Regions from separate parts of the Homo sapiens genome. Here region 2 is linked to region 1. The links are chromatin loops, found by intact Hi-C in ENCODE. Cell type or tissue: ascending aorta. All regions are shown on one strand. Links, peaks and the distances in the headings refer to the core of each region. The heading gives the core; the rest is flanking DNA. Region 1 overlaps ZW10 (zw10 kinetochore protein). Region 2 has its middle 16 kb from the start of ANKK1.

What was found. Hi-C counts contacts between places; a loop is a spot of excess contacts. Peaks named below come from ENCODE experiments on the same cell type or tissue, not always from the same donor. Only the 100,000 strongest peaks of a DNase experiment are listed, where the experiment ranks them.
Region 2: a loop joins it to region 1, with 4 times the contacts of the local background. A loop is called at or near these places in 4 of 110 quality-filtered maps.

The regions. Positions count from the first base shown.
Region 1 is chr11:113,725,513-113,733,783 of GRCh38, reverse strand. ZW10 (zw10 kinetochore protein) reads left to right here. Exons shown (of 16, transcript NM_004724.4): 16 at 1-597. The coding sequence ends at 90. Among named protein-coding and RNA genes, the nearest start is that of TMPRSS5, 23 kb to the right of the region's middle. In ascending aorta, for the core only: a CTCF peak has its summit at 2,674 (motif pointing right); a DNase peak (open chromatin) is centred at 2,703.
Region 2 is chr11:113,368,011-113,376,281 of GRCh38, reverse strand. It overlaps a transcript of TTC12 not described here. Among named protein-coding and RNA genes, the nearest start is that of ANKK1, 16 kb to the left of the region's middle. RefSeq lists an enhancer at 1,921-2,215. In ascending aorta, for the core only: a CTCF peak has its summit at 3,757; no DNase peak of the experiment used is centred there.

The sequences.
Region 1 (8,271 bases), core at 1-5,000:
GCGTTCTCTTCCAGTGAAGTAAAAGCTTTAATTCGTGCCTTGTTTCAGAACACAGAAAGAAGAGCAGCTGCCCTTGCTAAAATTAAATAGCTCCATCTTCTTAAGAAAGCTATGTCTTGAATATGTGGATTCTTCCCTTGGCATAATTACTCCCTTAAAGACTTCTTTGAATCGCCCATTGGTTTTGGTGAACCAGTACATCTTGGAAGTTTGACTTTACAGAAGAACGTCTTACCTCCTGGCCTGTACGAGGCTTTGTTTAAGAACTGTTTATTAAGATAAATTGTCAAGTAAAGCACCTCAATTCATTGACTTTCTAGCCATCTTCCTTTGATTAGCTAACAAACTGTCAGGCAGCATTATTTCATGCTGCTTCCAGAGCCCTCTGGGAGCTATATACATTGTAAATGCAGGCCCTAGCTTTGGAACGAGGAATTGGGAGATTCCAGGAGTCAGGGTAGAGAATTTCTGAGCAAATCGGAGATATTTTAGGGGTGTGGAGGAGGGGAAGGGAGGAATGGGCCACCATATTTGGCCTTACAGGAATTAAGGAGACTTCCTGTAATATTTCTTTCCAATAAATATTGCTTTTTACAATTAAGGGTGAGTGTCTTTAATAACATGGGAGCTTTGACAAAAGAGAACAACGAGATTTCTTACATTCTATGCCATCCTTTTTATTGAGGTATATGACCGTCACACAGGACTCACTGACTGGTCATCTTCATTCATCATAATACTACCTGATAATTTCTCAGAATTCTTGGGACTCCTAGGACTTTGTTTAAGCACACATTTTTGGCACTTTTTGCTATTTCAATTAAATTTTATTTTCTTGGTTGGACTTTTCCTCCTTCTCAACACTGTTTCTTTATCTTGTCAAATGGCAAAGGTCTTAAATTGCCAATGTTCCTTTGGAATGTATGTGCCATGACATGCTGACTCTGGTCTTTATAGCCTAATCCTTTATTTGGTGGACATAGGTAATCCTTCAACTCAGCTTTTTGTGTTTTTAACTCCTTGCAGCCATTGGAGGAATATATTATGTTAAGGTTATTCTGAACCTGTCTAGGACTCTGGATTGTATCTCTTCATACTGAAATACAATTTCTTATTCTGAAAAGAGGATAAGGGGTATGACCTTTAGGTCCTTTTGAGGTAGGTGCTGTCTGAAGAAAGTTGCTAATACAAACCTGGCCAACATAGTGAAACCCCATCTCTAGTGAAAATACAAAAATTAGCTGGGCATGGTGGTGGGCACCTGTAGTCCCAGCTACTCGGGAGGCTCAGGCAGAGGAATTGCTTGAACCCGGGAGGTGGAGGTTGCAGTGAGCGGAGATTGCACCACTGCACTCCAGCCTGGGCAACGGAATAAGACCCTGTCTCCAAAAAAAAAAAAAAAAATTGCTAATCCAGTGGGTGTGCTTCCTTAGTCCTCAGCCTTGCAGGCAGACGGTCCTCCAGTTCCTTGCAGACATGGAACAAACTGTTCTTCCTCCTGCCCTTAACCTTTTTCTTAGTTCTGGCTCGGCCCCTTTAATCATGTCATTCTGGTTGCCTAGTCTTTCTTTTTCCTGTTTAAGGGTCATACAAGAACTATTAAGAAAGAAGACTGGTTTTCTTTTTGTGAAAGAATTCAGCTGTGGTTAACAAGAAGCTATTTATCTATATTCTGCATGTCCTATTATGAGAACGCAGAAAAGAATTGTCTGAATCAGCTTTGTTTTTTTGAGGAACAAAGAAGTTGGCTTTCTAAGAGAGGAGGAAGGGCCCATTTTCGCAGGTGAAGAAAATACCCATTTTTGAAAATTCATGTAATTTCAGGTAGCATTACTTTTCTCAGCAATTGAGAGAATGGGGAACTAAGGGTAGAACTGAAATAAATGCATCACAGGGCTATTACACAGAACAGCAGATTTCTTCATAGAAGCTATTCCTGACAGGTACAGCAATTTGGAGGTAGGATCTCTTGTAACTGAAAAGCATGCTTTTCACTCCTTCCTCACAGTAACACAGAAAACTGCATTGCAGCTCTTCTTAGCCTATGCAGATGCAGTCCCTCGGGACTGTTTCACCTAATGAATAGTTTATACTAGGTTGGTGCAAAAGTAATTGCAATTTTTGCCATTAAAAGTAATGTATTATGGCACATGGAGTAGGCAGACCCTATCCTCTTCCCTGGTCAAGGCAATTGATAGCTGATGGTTAAGTGCATGTTCATTCTGGTTAGAGATGAATCATCTAATTGAGCATGTGGAAGTTGGCATGGCAACTGTTACATGACCCTTGAGGGTACCTGTTCTGATGGGGAACCTGAGAATTCCCTGGGATCTTGAGGGTACCTGTCCCACCTGGGAATCAAACTTTCTTTTTTTAGGAAAAGAGTGTAGATTATGGGAGAAGGGGAACTGTAAGGGGCTTGACTCAGTGGATCTATGGGCCAAGTAGAAGAAACCTCCTTCCTAAAGAGCAACAAGAACTATATAAATGACTTTGAGAGATGAAATTCAAGAAAGGTTTCCCAAAGGAAAGTTTTTATTAAAAAGGCAAGTGTGCAAACAGTGTAAATCCATGCAATTATTTGATAATGGTTCCTGTTTCTGTGTGGATCCCGACTTGGTGACCTGTTTTATGGTCAGTTTTGCAAATGCATTTCTCTCTGAAATGGAGATCCTCCAGATGGCACTCTTACCTCAGCCTGGGAGCCTCACAAGGCATCTAGACCTGATCTGTGGAAATGCAAGCCAGAGAAACCTGACCGTTTTACCCTGAGCTTATATTCTGACCTTGGTCAGCTCCGGAAAGGTCATCCATACTCTGAACAACATCTGTACTATATGCTGCAGCACATTGCTCAGCAATCACTTGTGAATAGATCAAACAGTATTTTCTTTCATTAATAACACTGTTAAAGGAGTTTTGGATAATCCCTTTCTCATGCTTGCAAATACTTACGCTATCACTTAAGGCAATGATTCCCAGCTTTTTGGGGGTGGGTTTTATTTTATTGTTTATCTGATTTCCCAAGATTTTGTCCGTCTTCTGAAAGTAGAATGGTACACACAAATATGTGAGGATGTGTGCGTACACACATACACACACACACACACACACACACGATATTTTTGTGATCATGAAACCAGCTCAAGGAAGTAATTTGTTCAACTCCATAGCTGGTTTGTGGAGATGTGTAGGAGTAACTTCTTAGCCATGGGACATAGCTGTCAATGCAGGGAGGGATAAGCCTATTGGAAATTGTCTCATGTACAAAAAGTCTTGGCACCAGGTAGTTCTAAATTGGGTTTTGATGCCCACATTCTCCCTAATCACAAAACCAATTTTAAACATTTGTTATGTGATAAGTTTCTCTTAAAAATAGGCATTTTGCCAAAGCCTAAAATTTCCAAAATACTACAAAGTTCTGGTTTTGAGAAATTTTCCAATTGTTTAATAGTTGAGACAGAAATTCCTCACTTTATCATGAAGAGCTTGGTTAAGAATTTTGTGATAATCACAAGCTATAGCTGGAAATAGCCTTAGATGTCTCAAAATCAAGTTATGAAATCTCTGCCTAGAAGCTGGGGAGGAGGGCAATAATTCTGATGAGCTATGTATAAGTTTTTCACTCCTCTTCAGAAATTGGGTGCCCTAGTTTTTTTGTTTAGCTCATGAGAGTAGGGTGGGAGCAGTTGGGTCTTAGCTACTCTAGCTATTGAAGAAGACAAGGCCAAAGACACCTACACCCTCCCTTGCCACAGGCTTCTAAGTTGTTCTTAAACTTTCTGCATTCATTCTACTTACATTTATTGAGTGCCAGGCATTCTAGTCACTGAACTACAACCAAAAAAAACAAAACAAAACCTCAAAACAAAAATTTCCTGTCCCTCTGGTAATTTAAATTCCAGTGATGAAAGATAAACATGAAATATATATATGTGTATATATATGTGTGTGTATATATATATGTGTGTGTATATATATATATATATATACGTTTGAAGATGATAAGTGCTAGGAAAAAGTAAGCATACGGTGATGAGGATTAGGAGTTCCAGAGAAGGTGGAGCAAAGGGGCGAGCTGCAGTTCTCCGTAGGCGGGGCAGAGTGCATCTCCTTAAGAAGGTGAGTAAGCTGTGTGGATGTCTGGGTGGAGACAATGCTAGGGAGAGAGACCAATTCTTGCAAAGCCTGGGGTGAGAGGAGCATGTCTGATGAGCTCAGGGAATAGCAGAGAGTGAGGGAGCAGGTAGGCAGCAAGGATGCTAGAGCAGTAACAGGAAGAGAGGAGCAAGATTGTGTCAGGCCTTACAGACCAGTGTAAGAATTTATGTTTTGTTTTGTTTTGTTTTTAAACTCCGAGTTAAATGGTAAACGCTTAGTAGCTTAGGAAAAAAAAAACACACTAAAAAATGGAAACATAAAAGTAGAATAGTATGGTGAACCCGTGTACCCATTACTCAGCTTCAACAATTATTATCACGTGGCCAGTCATGCTTCATTGTGCTTATCCTACCTCCCTTCCCCTGAACCCACAAACACAGCAGATTGTTGAAGCAAAGGCCAGGCAGTGTATTTGAAACTCAGGACTCATTCCATAGTCTGAATGTTGTTTCCTGTGCAGTTTTCTCTTGTGGCATCCTTCTTTCAGCTTTCGCTCTTGTCATTCCCGCTTGCCTCTGCTCCCAGGAGCTGTCTTCCTTCCTCCTCTTGCCCCCAACCGCACTTCTCCACTCAGGCTCATCCTAGTATCTCCACTCCACTCCCATTCCCTGAACATTCAGTATTAAATAACAGACACCCCCAAAGCAGCTGACAGCTGACTCATGCCTCCACTTCCCCTTTGTCTGCTCCTTTCCTCTGCCTCAGCCACTTGCTCTACCTAACCCAATCCCATAGCTTCTGGGTGTTCAAAATCTGCATGGGAGGCTTTCCTCTTACTGATTGTTTGATCAGAGAGTATATCCCTTGTACTCTTAGAACCACTTTATCTGGGGTTACTTTCACAGAGAATCCCAGAAGGCATGGTTACCCAGCTTCACCTACTGAGTCCTAGGACTTGATGGCTGCTGGAGTCTGGGACTGGCTTGGTTTAAGGCAGAGCTACCCCTTCCCTAAGATCTGTCTGAGTGGAATGGTCGGTAGTGGAGCAGCCACTGGCTGGCTTCTGTTTCCCATTCCCCATTCCCTGCTTTAGAAATGATGCTTTAAAAGAATATGAATCGTTTCTATTTGCATGAAGGGTTCCATTTATGCTTGATTACCGTGCAGGATGATAAAAATTATGTATAACATTAAGTGTGTCATTCACTATTATAAATTTCATTTAATTTCAATACTAAGCTCTGTTCCTAAACACAGTCTAGTTTGCCATATCTATATCTACATTATTGCTTAAAACTAAAAAAATTAGAACTTTTGCTTACCAACTATTTATATAGTAATCTGTTCTAAGATCGTTTGTAAAATTGGCTTCAGTTGCATTAGTCTGAAGTCACAGTAGATCTTTTGCCCCCTTTTTGAAAATTAGAGTATTTGCTCATCTCAAGGACTATGTAACATGGTTTTGTTATTGCATTTGCAGTTTCTTTTATTTGTAAGTCCCATAGGATATAATTTCTCTGGGTCTGGTATTGTGAACTCACTGAAAACCTAGGTTCTCTTTTCCTATTTTATTTATTTATTTATTTTGAGACGGAGTCTCGCTCTGTCCCCCAGGATAGAGTGCAGTGGCGTGATCTCAGGTCACTGCAACCTCTGCCTGCCGGGTTCAAGCAATTCTCCTCCTTCAGCCTCCTGAGTAGCTGGGATTACAGGCATGCACCACCATGCCCAGCTCAGTTTTGTATTTTTAGTAGCGATAGAGTTTCACCATGTTGGTCAGGCTGGTCTCTAACTCCTGACCTCGTGATCTGCTCGTCTCGGCCTCCCAAAGTGCTGGGATTACAGGCGTGAGCCACCGTGCCCAGCTTCTTTTCCTATCTTTTCATTTATGTTAGGCTTCATTTTCCTCTCAACTACATTCGTTCTAGCCTTTTCAAGTTGAAGGTCATTCTCGATAGAGAATATAAAAGGAAAATACTGCTTGAGCCCTTCAGCTTTCTGTCATTAAAACTTTTTTATTTAATTTAAAACTTTTTTTTTTTTTTGGCAGAGCTGGGTTCTTGCTTTGTTGCCCAGCTGGTCTTGAAGTCCTGGCTTCAAGCAATCTTCCCACCTCAGCCTCCCAAAGTGCTGGGATAACAGGCAGTGAGCCACTCTACCAGGCCTCTGGCATCTCCTTTTTTTTTTTTTTTTTTTAACATCAAGTCATCAACTTCAGGCATAATCTCTTTCTTGTTCCTCTTCTTTCACTGACCATACTCCCTTCTCCCACCCCAAATTCCTTGAAATAATGCTTTTCTGGCCTTTGATTTTCCTGTTATTAATTTTCCACGTTCAGGCTATTCTTATAGTTTTGCTTACGAAGGGACTGTTTGTTGTCTTGTTTATATTGTCATAGAATGTTATAGAATTTATTGCTGGTTTCCACCTGCAGCTGCAGTTCTGCTTTTTATTGTATCATCATATTTTATTTTATGGTCATATTTTCCATTTGAAAACCTCCCTTCTCACTCCCCTTTTCATCCATAGTACGATGTTTTTCTATGACCGTGAGATTATTCTTGGCATTTTTCTGTGCTCTTTGAAACATGGTTTTCTAAAGCCAGGGCCTATGCCTATGCCACAGCATGTCTTCCTCACCTATTGTGAAATTTGCAATATTTTGCTAACTGATATTTTGGATAAAAAATTCCCTCTCCTTTGATTTTCTGAAAGGTGGTTATTAGCAAGGCAATTAAAAATCACATTGGACATTCTGATTTTTAGCAGAGTGGGACCTCTAGCTAACTAGGGAGAACTGAAATCATCTATGTCAATTTTTTGTTAATTTAAGAAAAATATCAGCCACCTCTTCTAGCTGGCTGGGTGGTGCCGCAGTACATGCATATGGAAGTATTAGTTCTGATTCTTTTTTTTGTTTGTTTCTAATCACCCCAAGTGCCTGGTTGTTTAATGTTCACTTTATCAACTTGTGAGAAATTAACTTGGGATCCCTAAGAACTCAATAGATTCTTAGTTTTTATTTGGCTTTTTTTTTTTTTAACTGATTTCTGCCAGCAAAGCAGTAAGAAGGAAAGAATAGTTCATTTAGGAGGAGAAGCAGACCTATATGACAGTGTTTTTTTTTTTTTTTTAAATAAAGATAAAGTTATGGTCTCATTGAGAGAAAATGTTATTCTTCCAATGAAGCAAAGTTAGCAAACACCTTCTTTTTAAATTTGCGATGAAGTTTGCTTCAGAGTATAAGAAAAGGGCTCCTGAGAAGCCCTTATTCTTAGTTCTCTGTTTTTTAAAAATCTAATCTTGGGAGAGATTGTTAGGAGCTGTGGGCGGAATATGTGGGGATCAAAAAAGGAAGGGGAAGAAAGGCACAAAGGAGCTTGTTCTGATCCTTTGTAGGATTTTTGCTGTGGCTACCTGCTCTACAGGACTTAGATAAGCAGACAGGTGAAAGAGGCAGTGTTAGGGGGGTGAAGCGGGCTGTAGGGTCATGCTGACTGGGGTTTCATACCTAAGTTGACATTTACTTAGCTGTGTGACCTTTGGCCAGTTACATATTCTCTGTCAAGACTCAGAATCTTCATTTGTAAAGTGAGGATAATAATATGACTCAGAATATGAGCTGATTAAGTGAGGTAATCTATGTAAAACACGCAGCACAGGGTAGGGATCATAAAAGTCAACTCTGTTCAGCACTTAAAGCTCAGCGCACACAATGCAGAATTTAATAACATAGGCAGTTCTCCAACTAAATTGGAGCTCCTTGGAAGGCAGGAATAGCGTCTAATGCTTCTCTTGTTGTGGAGCTGGGAAGAGAAGCTTAATAAATATGGGCTGATTTGAGGTCACTCCATACAATGTGTGGCAATGCAGCCCGAATAAAGAGAAAAGAATGGGGGTCCCTTTGTGGTGTGAGCTGGGGCGTCCTTGAAAGTAACCCACGAGAGCTCCAACATGAGAAGGATTTGATTTTGGGTTCCAGGAGAGCTTCCCTTGGCTGTACGGATATTTATATTTGCATATCTATTTAAAAACCTGTGTTTTAAAGAATTCATACCACCAGGAGGCACAAATCACCTCCAGTTTTTGTTATTAGAACACTTCAGCAATAACTGAGGCCCTGACAGTGTCCCCAAAACACCATCAATTTCTGCAAGACCATTAAAGAAC
Region 2 (8,271 bases), core at 1,012-6,011, 360 kb after region 1:
AAGTAGTCTTTTGAGAGTATCTTTTCTGAATTGCTGTAGTCCTAAAGAATGTCTAGTGATAAACCTGGTCCTAGAAATATGTGCCTATGTATAAAATATAGATCACGAAAAGCATGAGATGTGTGAAGGACGTGAAGGAATTTCTTAGGGGCTTATTTTAGAAAGTCCTTGAAACACTCTTATCTCAAGCAAGCGTGGGTCCTTCTCCTTCCTGCTTTCCCACCTCCAATTTGGTTCTGACAAAAGTGATTTTGTCCTGGTATCTGCAACTTTCACAACGGGTGAATAGAACTTAGGCAAGATAAAAGGGACGAGGGGAATCACGCAGAGGGGGTATTGATAAGGGATCTTTTGGTAATGGTGACAACTCAAAGTAGCTTAAGCAAGAAGGGAATTTACTATCTCACATAACTAAAAAGCCCAGTGACAGCCCAGGCATAGCGGGATCTGAGGGCCCCAGCAGTGATGTCAGGGCTCTCCTCAACTTCATCTCTTGGTCCTGCCTTCCTCTTGTGTTGACTCCATTCTCAGTGAATGGCCTCTCGAGGATGGTATATCATCACTGCAGCTCCAAATGCTCACCCTATCTTCTGAGCAGACTCAGTAAGAAAGAGTTCCTTTCTCCTTTAAGCCTGCAAAACTCTCAGCTGACCTCTGATTGGTACTTTTCCGGTCACATGACCATCTCTGACCCAATCAGTGTAATGAGAGAGATGTGCAATGGTGTAATTGGCTGAGTCCGAATCCCTGTGCACCCCTGGAAGCAGGGCTAGCTAGCATCGGGTCCACTTAAATCATGTGGTCTAAGCCTGGGGTGAGGTGGTTCCTAAGAAAAATCGGGAGAGTGGGCAATGGGCAAGCAAATACCCATTGTCTTATCTACAAGGAAAGAACAAGTCGAAGGCCCAGAACCAAAGAAGTGAGCTGATTGTCTGAGGTCACACCCCTGGCAAGGCCAAAGCTGGAAGCCCCACTCTTAGTTCACACTGCTTCTGAGTGCCCTCAGAAAAAAACCCACTGGGGGCCTTCTGGCCTTCCACTTGTGATTTTCTTTTTTCAATGACTTCGGTTACAGCAGCAAACAGCTTCACTATTTGGAATGTCCTCATTTCAAAAACAGCACACCTACTTTAATTCCTGACGTGAATTTTGTATGATTCCACTAGTTCTAATGAATAAACAAACAAACAAACAAAAAGCACGTATTTCTTTGTTGTTCTTTTAGTGATCCAGAGCCTCAGAGGTGTGGTTCAGCCAGAACTAGGGATCCCAAACGGATTGCGGTTTCGTGGAGAAGGGTGAGCACAGAGAACATCTAAGGGAAAGATGAGGCCAGGTCCATCTAGCCCTAGTTGTCAGAGGTTGTTCGCTGGTGCTCAGAGGGGGTCGCTCCGCCTCCTGATGGGGTAAATAGGGCAGACCAAATTTATCCTGATGTACTTCCAACCTGCCCCTGAAGAGCAAGTCGCAGCTGGGTCTAATGGAAAGAAAGACCACATAGGAGCGAATTTGCTTTAATCAGCCCAGATCCCTTCATTTATAAATGACCGAGAGCAGACCGACAGAAGTCTGAACTTTGAACCTCTGAACTTTGGAGTGATAACTCCTGTTATCCAAGGGTTAAGACGTGGAGATTCTTCCAGGCCAGCCAGGCCCTTCCCTCTATTCTCAGTGGCTATTTCTGTGATACCTGCTATGGGGTGCATGGTTCAGGTTCTAAGGCCCTGACAGCACTAAGGGGAGTTTTTGTATGTGTCTGAGTTATTTTCACCTTGACAATGCCCTGCTAGAATAATAATACATGTGGATGAGAAAAATAGGACTCATTTTTCCCAATGTCATTTTGTACTTTCTAGCACAATACTTGGCACATAGTAGGTGCCTGACAAATATATATTGAATGAATGAGTGAGTGAGGAGCTTTTCAGGAACACGCTGTCATTCAAGTAACTTCACGGAGGAGCTGCTTGATGTACAGGCAGATGCTGGGCTCCTAGCCCATCTGGGGGAGGACAGCAGATCCGGAAGTTTGAATATCTCCATTTTTGCAGAGAAAGCGCCGTGGCCTCCACACGCTCATGCCCACCCCACGCCTCCTCTAATGTGTTGTGCCTGATCAGATGGGAAGGTAATCCTTTGCAGTGGAGAGATTTAAGCTGTTATCTAACAGACTGCGGGTGGATTAACGAGGCTTTCTGATAAAACCTTAAATGGGTTAGTTTCATTTTCCCCTTCGCACTCAGGGAGCAGGTGAAAAGAACTAGCTAGTTGACTGTGTTGCAGTTTGGACCAGAAAATTAATGAAAGGAGAGACAGGGCCAGGCAGCGGGCAGAGAGGTTCAAGGTAAAGGCTGGATTTTGGCACTGGCTCAGCCTTAGGAAATTCTGGACAAGATATTGGATCTCCGGGCCTGTCTTCCCTTAGCTTCAAATGGGAAATAATAATACCTACCTCACAGGGATGTTGTGCAGATGAAATGAAATCTCTGACATGAAAGGCCTTTGAAGAAGATAAAAGCACTTCCCTGTGTGAGGCTATTATTATCATGGACAAGAGACACACTGCAGGGCTGAGGCTTGGCCTAAAACACCAGGATTCTCTGAGACCTTTGAAGGATGGTCTTTCGGCCTACATTTGCCCATGTGGAGAGGGAGAATTGTGGTGGCAGCCACATACTTCCCTGAGGAATGGGAGAGCCAAGTTGTGTCTGGCCATGAGTTTGGAAATAATGCCACGACAGAATGGGAAGTCATGTTCACTACTAGTGACTCACCCACATACTCTCGAAGACAGAGCCAAGCCCAAATTCAAGGTCCTGTCCTCCATAATGACACATGCTCAGAGAAGGGTGATTACAACCCTTCTGTCTATGCCTAATTCTCTTTTTCTTGTCTATAAGACTTCTCACAGGAGAATGAATCTTCTAAATCCTTAATGAATTTAAATTCTAGTTGGAGAGAAAAAATAAAGACACAGAAAAGAATTTCATAACAATGAAGTCATTATGTTATGAATTTAAAAGGCAGCACCACACAAGCCTTCAGGGAAAGGATGAATCGCATGGGTTGGGGACAGTTGCATGTGGAGTGGGGTGGTTGAGTACCTGGTCTAGATCTTGGACCAGTTGCTTAACTGCTTTGCACCTCAGTTTCCTCATCTGTAAAGGGAGAATAATGATAGAACCCGTTTCATTAGACAGATCTGAAACCAGTCAAGTATTTAACAGGAGATACCTATCATTTTTATTATGTTGGGGCTTTGTGGATGTGTAAGATTGGAAGAGAGGAAAGGAGAAGGTCTTTGAAACAGAGGATATAGGAGTGAGTGGAATGCCTGCAGACACCCATTGGGAAGCTGGCCTAAGAGGAGAGATGGTATGGTGGGGAGCTGCCCTTCAACAAACATTGCTCAGGCTTCCCTGAGATGCTGGAACACCATAGTGAGCAATGACACCCAGGGTTGATGCCCAACATTGGCTGGCCTAACTGGGAACAAGAACATGACCCTAAAACCAAGCCTACTTTAAGGCTTGCTCAGATTACGTTGGATGGTTTATGTGCAAAGGCCATGTAGAATTTTATCACTATTATTTATAAAGAAAAATAATTTGAGGGATAATAATAGATATGCTTATTTTAAATTATACCTAAAACTTATGAATCATAGCTCTTACTCATATGCAGTATACGGAATGCATCTATAGCCTACAATAGTTAAAGTACAATAATGTGAGTGCTTTATCAGTAAAACTTCAGAGAATTTAAAAAGCTCTGTGGTCTTACTCCCCCTACAGACACGCATGCACGTATGCACACACACTAAGCAAATGAGTTTGCCCTTTATCTTGTAGACAGTTGTGAGAAGGTGCCTGGGAAGGCGTACAGCATAATGAAAGTGATGTTTCAGAGGATTCTCCTGGCTGCAGTGTGCATGATGGCTTAGAAGGTGGAGTGAGATGGGGAGATCAGCAAGGAGGCTATGGCAATAAGTCAAGTTAACTAAATCCAGCACCTGTCTTTTTCTTATTTTCCCCTGATGTTGATGATACAGTGCAGAATTCAGCAATGCCTAATACCACAGAATGTACATTTCAATCCTTCATGCTCTTCCTGTGCCTGCCCTGTGTTCCATCTAGATTCTCTCGGCCCTCCTTGCCAGCTCAGCCTGCCATTTGGAGGCCTACTTCTTTATCCCCCACCTTTAGGGTAGAGTCACATAGAAACCCTTCCAACCCTGATAAAAATCCTCACATTTAAGAACCCCAGAAAAGAGCATATAGGGATGGCCGGGTGGGGCCATCTATGGAAGTATGCTCAACCAACATGACCACAACAGGAGTGCCCATCTCCTCAGGGCTTCCATGTGCCAAGTACGGTGATGAGAGCTTTATAGAAATCATCTCATTTAATCCCCACAACAAACCTAAGAAGTGGGTATCATATCTCCCCTATTGCCTTTTACAGACAAGGCAATCGAGGGGCTAAGCCACTCACTAAGGTTATGAAACTTAAAACTTAAAGCGAGGTTATGAAATTTAAAGCAAGGTGGAGGAGGACTTTGAGCCTGCACTCCCACCACTGAGCTTCCTGCCTCTCCGGGTCTTGTTGGAGTCCCTACCCCACTCTGGACCATTAGTTCAGAGGGTTCTTGAACAAAGGTAAGAACATTGAAGATACTTCACTTGGCCTTTCTGAGTCTCAGATTCCTTATTTATAAAATAAGGGGGCATGGACTAGCCATTTTGGAGCAATTAATTGTATTTAGACAATGAATCAGATGGACTCCAACAAAGCAGATACAGTCAGCCCTCTGTACCCTCGGGTTCCAAATTTGCAGATTCAACCAACTGCAGATCAAAAATATTTGGGGAAAAAACAATAAAAATAACACTCCAACAATAAAAAATAATACAAATTTTAAGAAATACAGTATATCCACTATTTACATAGAATTTACATTGTGTTAGGTATTATAAGCAATCTAGAGATGATTTAAAGTATATGAGAATGTATGTAGGTTATATGCAAATATGATGCATTTCATATAGGGGACCTGAGCATCCCAGGGCTTTGGTATCTGTGGTATCAATCCCTGGTGGATACAAAGGGATGACTGTAGAGGATTAGATGATCCCTGAATACTTTTCAGCTTGGACATTCTAGGAGCCTTTTCTTCAGCCTCTTGTTCCAATAATTCTCACTATCTTGCTGTGCCTTTGATCTAGTGTAAATCACCTTGCACGTTAACTCACCTATTTTAATGTGCAAATTCATCTCCCAGCAGCAGCGAGATGAATTCCGTGTGTGTGGGGGTGTGTGTATGTGTGTGCTTGTTGCCCGAGGGGAGTTGAGGGATCTAAATGAGCATCCAGAGCTGCTGAAGATAAGAAGCCCAAACATAAAGTTGGGGACAGATGTGACAATGGAGTGATGCTCAGGCTGAGCTGAATCAGCACATCTGGCAGGCAGCCACCCTCATTTAAAGCAGTTCCTTCCAACCCGCTGGTGACAGGAGCCCTGCTCCAGAACTGGGGAGATCTGAGGCTGGGGTGGCTGGCAGAGGTAATCGGCAGCCCACTGTTCCCTGCTTTGCCAGCACCCTAAGGCTCCCTCCTACCTAAGCCAGGGCTGAGCCTCAGAGCAGCCAAGAAAGCCTGATCCAGCCCCAGGGCAAAATCAGACCACAGGGCAGAATGTCTCCAGGGAGAACTCCTTCATCATTTTGCCTTTTTGAAATTGAGATCAAATTAGGAGTCTTATTAAAAGGAAATAAGTCATCCAGCAGCTTCAGGTCACAGAAGCCCAGTGCTTGGCTGGCATGTGGCCACCCACAGGGCCGGGAGCTGCTGGAGGAGGTGGTGGGCAACTGGATGTCCCGCTGGGCTAGCACTCCTCTTTCTAGGGCATCAGGGAGGGTAGGGGGATGCAGCTCTGGGGCTTTAGGAGAAAAGAACTAATGACATCCTGATGAATATATGATTGGAGCTACAGTCATTGCAATCAACAGGTTTTCCTGATTATAAACTGAGGACAAACTGCAAGTAACAGAGGAGTATCTGTTTGCAAAGAGGATTTTAGAGCATTGATCCTAGCACCTTCCACTTCACACTGGGTCCTGTTGATGCCCATGCACCCCTGGCCCCAGGCCCTGACAAGGAGCGCTGCTACCCTATCCCTGAGCCCTGAGTTGCTCTGAACCCCATCCCACCCAAGACCAGTGCTCTCAGGCCCTGCTGCCATGGGGTCATGTAAGAAGGCAGGCTTCTGGCTGGCAGCTGGCTCTTGGGGGATCTTCATGTTTGCCACCAGTCACAGGAGAGAGGGAAAGGTAAACAGAGCCAAATACATGCTTGCCTTCAGTGAGACGGAGGACCAAGGAAGATAAGCAGATCCGTGAGGGTGGGAGGGGGCAGATAATGGGCTCATGGTCATTTCTGTTCTCAAAAAGAGTCGCCATTAAGTAAATACTTTCTATCTGTCAGTCACCTATGCTAGGTACTTCATGTATATTATATCCAAACCACAGAAGGAGAGGTAGGTGTTGATGCTCCCATTTTATAGAGAGGAAACTGGGGCTCTGAGAAATGTGGTGACTTTTCTGCAGGTCACACTTAGTAAGGAGAGGAATGTTTTACATGCAGGAAGAGTTAAGAACACAGCTTGGGGTCAAATTCTGACTCCCCTGCTTCCTGGCTATGTGATCCTGGGTGGGAAAGTACTATTCTGTTTTTATCTTATTTACCTGTAAAGTGGAGATAATACCCACCTCACAGTCGTTATGAGGCTTATGTTAGGGCAGGATCTTCAAGTTTTGATAGGGTGCCTAGTGCAGAGCAAAGGCACAATGCACGGGGGGTGGGGGGGCGGGCATGGTGGCTCGCATCTGTAATCCCAGCACTTTGGGAGGCTGAGGCAGGTGGATCACTTGAGGTCAGGAGTTCGAGACCAGCCTGGTCAACATGGTGAAACACCATATTTCATAAAAATATGAAAATTTGGGATACGGACGCATGCCTGTAATCCCAGCTATGGGAAGCTGAGACATGAGAATCACTTGAACCTGGGAGGCAGAGGTTGCAGTGAGCTGAGATCACACCACTGCACTCCAGCCTGGCCGATAAAGTGAGGCTCTGTTTCAAAACAAACAAACAAACAAACAAACAATGCACAGGCAGGCTTTATTCTTTCTCTCTGCGTGTCTGCAGGATGCCAGTCTATGAGGACCAAAAGCTCATTCCCTGGGAAAGGGAGTCAGCTCTAAATGGGTTTTCTTCACCTCTGATTATTCTCTCCTGTAACGGAACCCTTGGAGAGCCTCTATTTTCAAGTTATTTAGAAAATGAGACCTCTTACTTAAAAAAAGTCATGTGGTATTAAATGTCTTCTTGTCCTCAGAATATTAGGTTAGTGCAAAAGAAATTGCAGTTTTTGTCATTACTTTTAATGGCAAAAACTGCAATTAGTTTTGCACCAACCTAATACTTCTTAGTCATACTTCCCCTCAGTTCTCCAAGCCAAGAAGCTCTTATTTGAACCTATCCTTAAAAAAGTGTTTACAATAGCAGCCCGTGACCTGTTGCAGCATCTCAGCCCCTTCCTATTGTTTCCTCTCAACTCTGAACCTCAGTCCCACCTTGCGGCGCACTGGAACCACCGTCCTCACGTCATGTATGAAGACAGTGAGCAGCTCTGGACTGTCTGTTACCTGCCACCTCTGCTGTGGCTTCAGGATGGTGATGGAGTTCCATCCCGGCCACATCCTCTTTAGGATGGAAAATCCCAGCTCCTCTGCTTGTTGAACCAGAAGACTCTGATTACCTGGAACAAGCCGTGTCTCCAAGGGTGGTGTCGGGGCTCCTGGCAAGTGGAGATGAGGCCTTCTGAAAGATGGCGCTGGTATTTTCCATGCTGCCTGGAAGGTCTGCATGGTAGCATGTGTTAGGGGTAACAAGTTTGGGGCGGTGGCGGGGGTGGATCCACACTGGAGAGGGAGAATACTAGCATGTGAAACATCTCTTCCCACCTGCGAGGAGACAGAGCTTCAGGTGCAGCAGACTCTCTTCCAAATTGGAGATGACTGCTCTCGGCAGGCACTCTGGAACAATAAACATAATAACGTAATTTGACATTCCCCACTCTTTGGGGAAGAGAATACACCTATCATAGCCATTTTCAAGAGCCAAGAAGGAGGGCAGCCATAGCAGGGGAAGGCGGGGCCTGAACTTCAAAGGAGACAGGGCTGGTGGTTATGAACACAAACAGCCTTTCCGT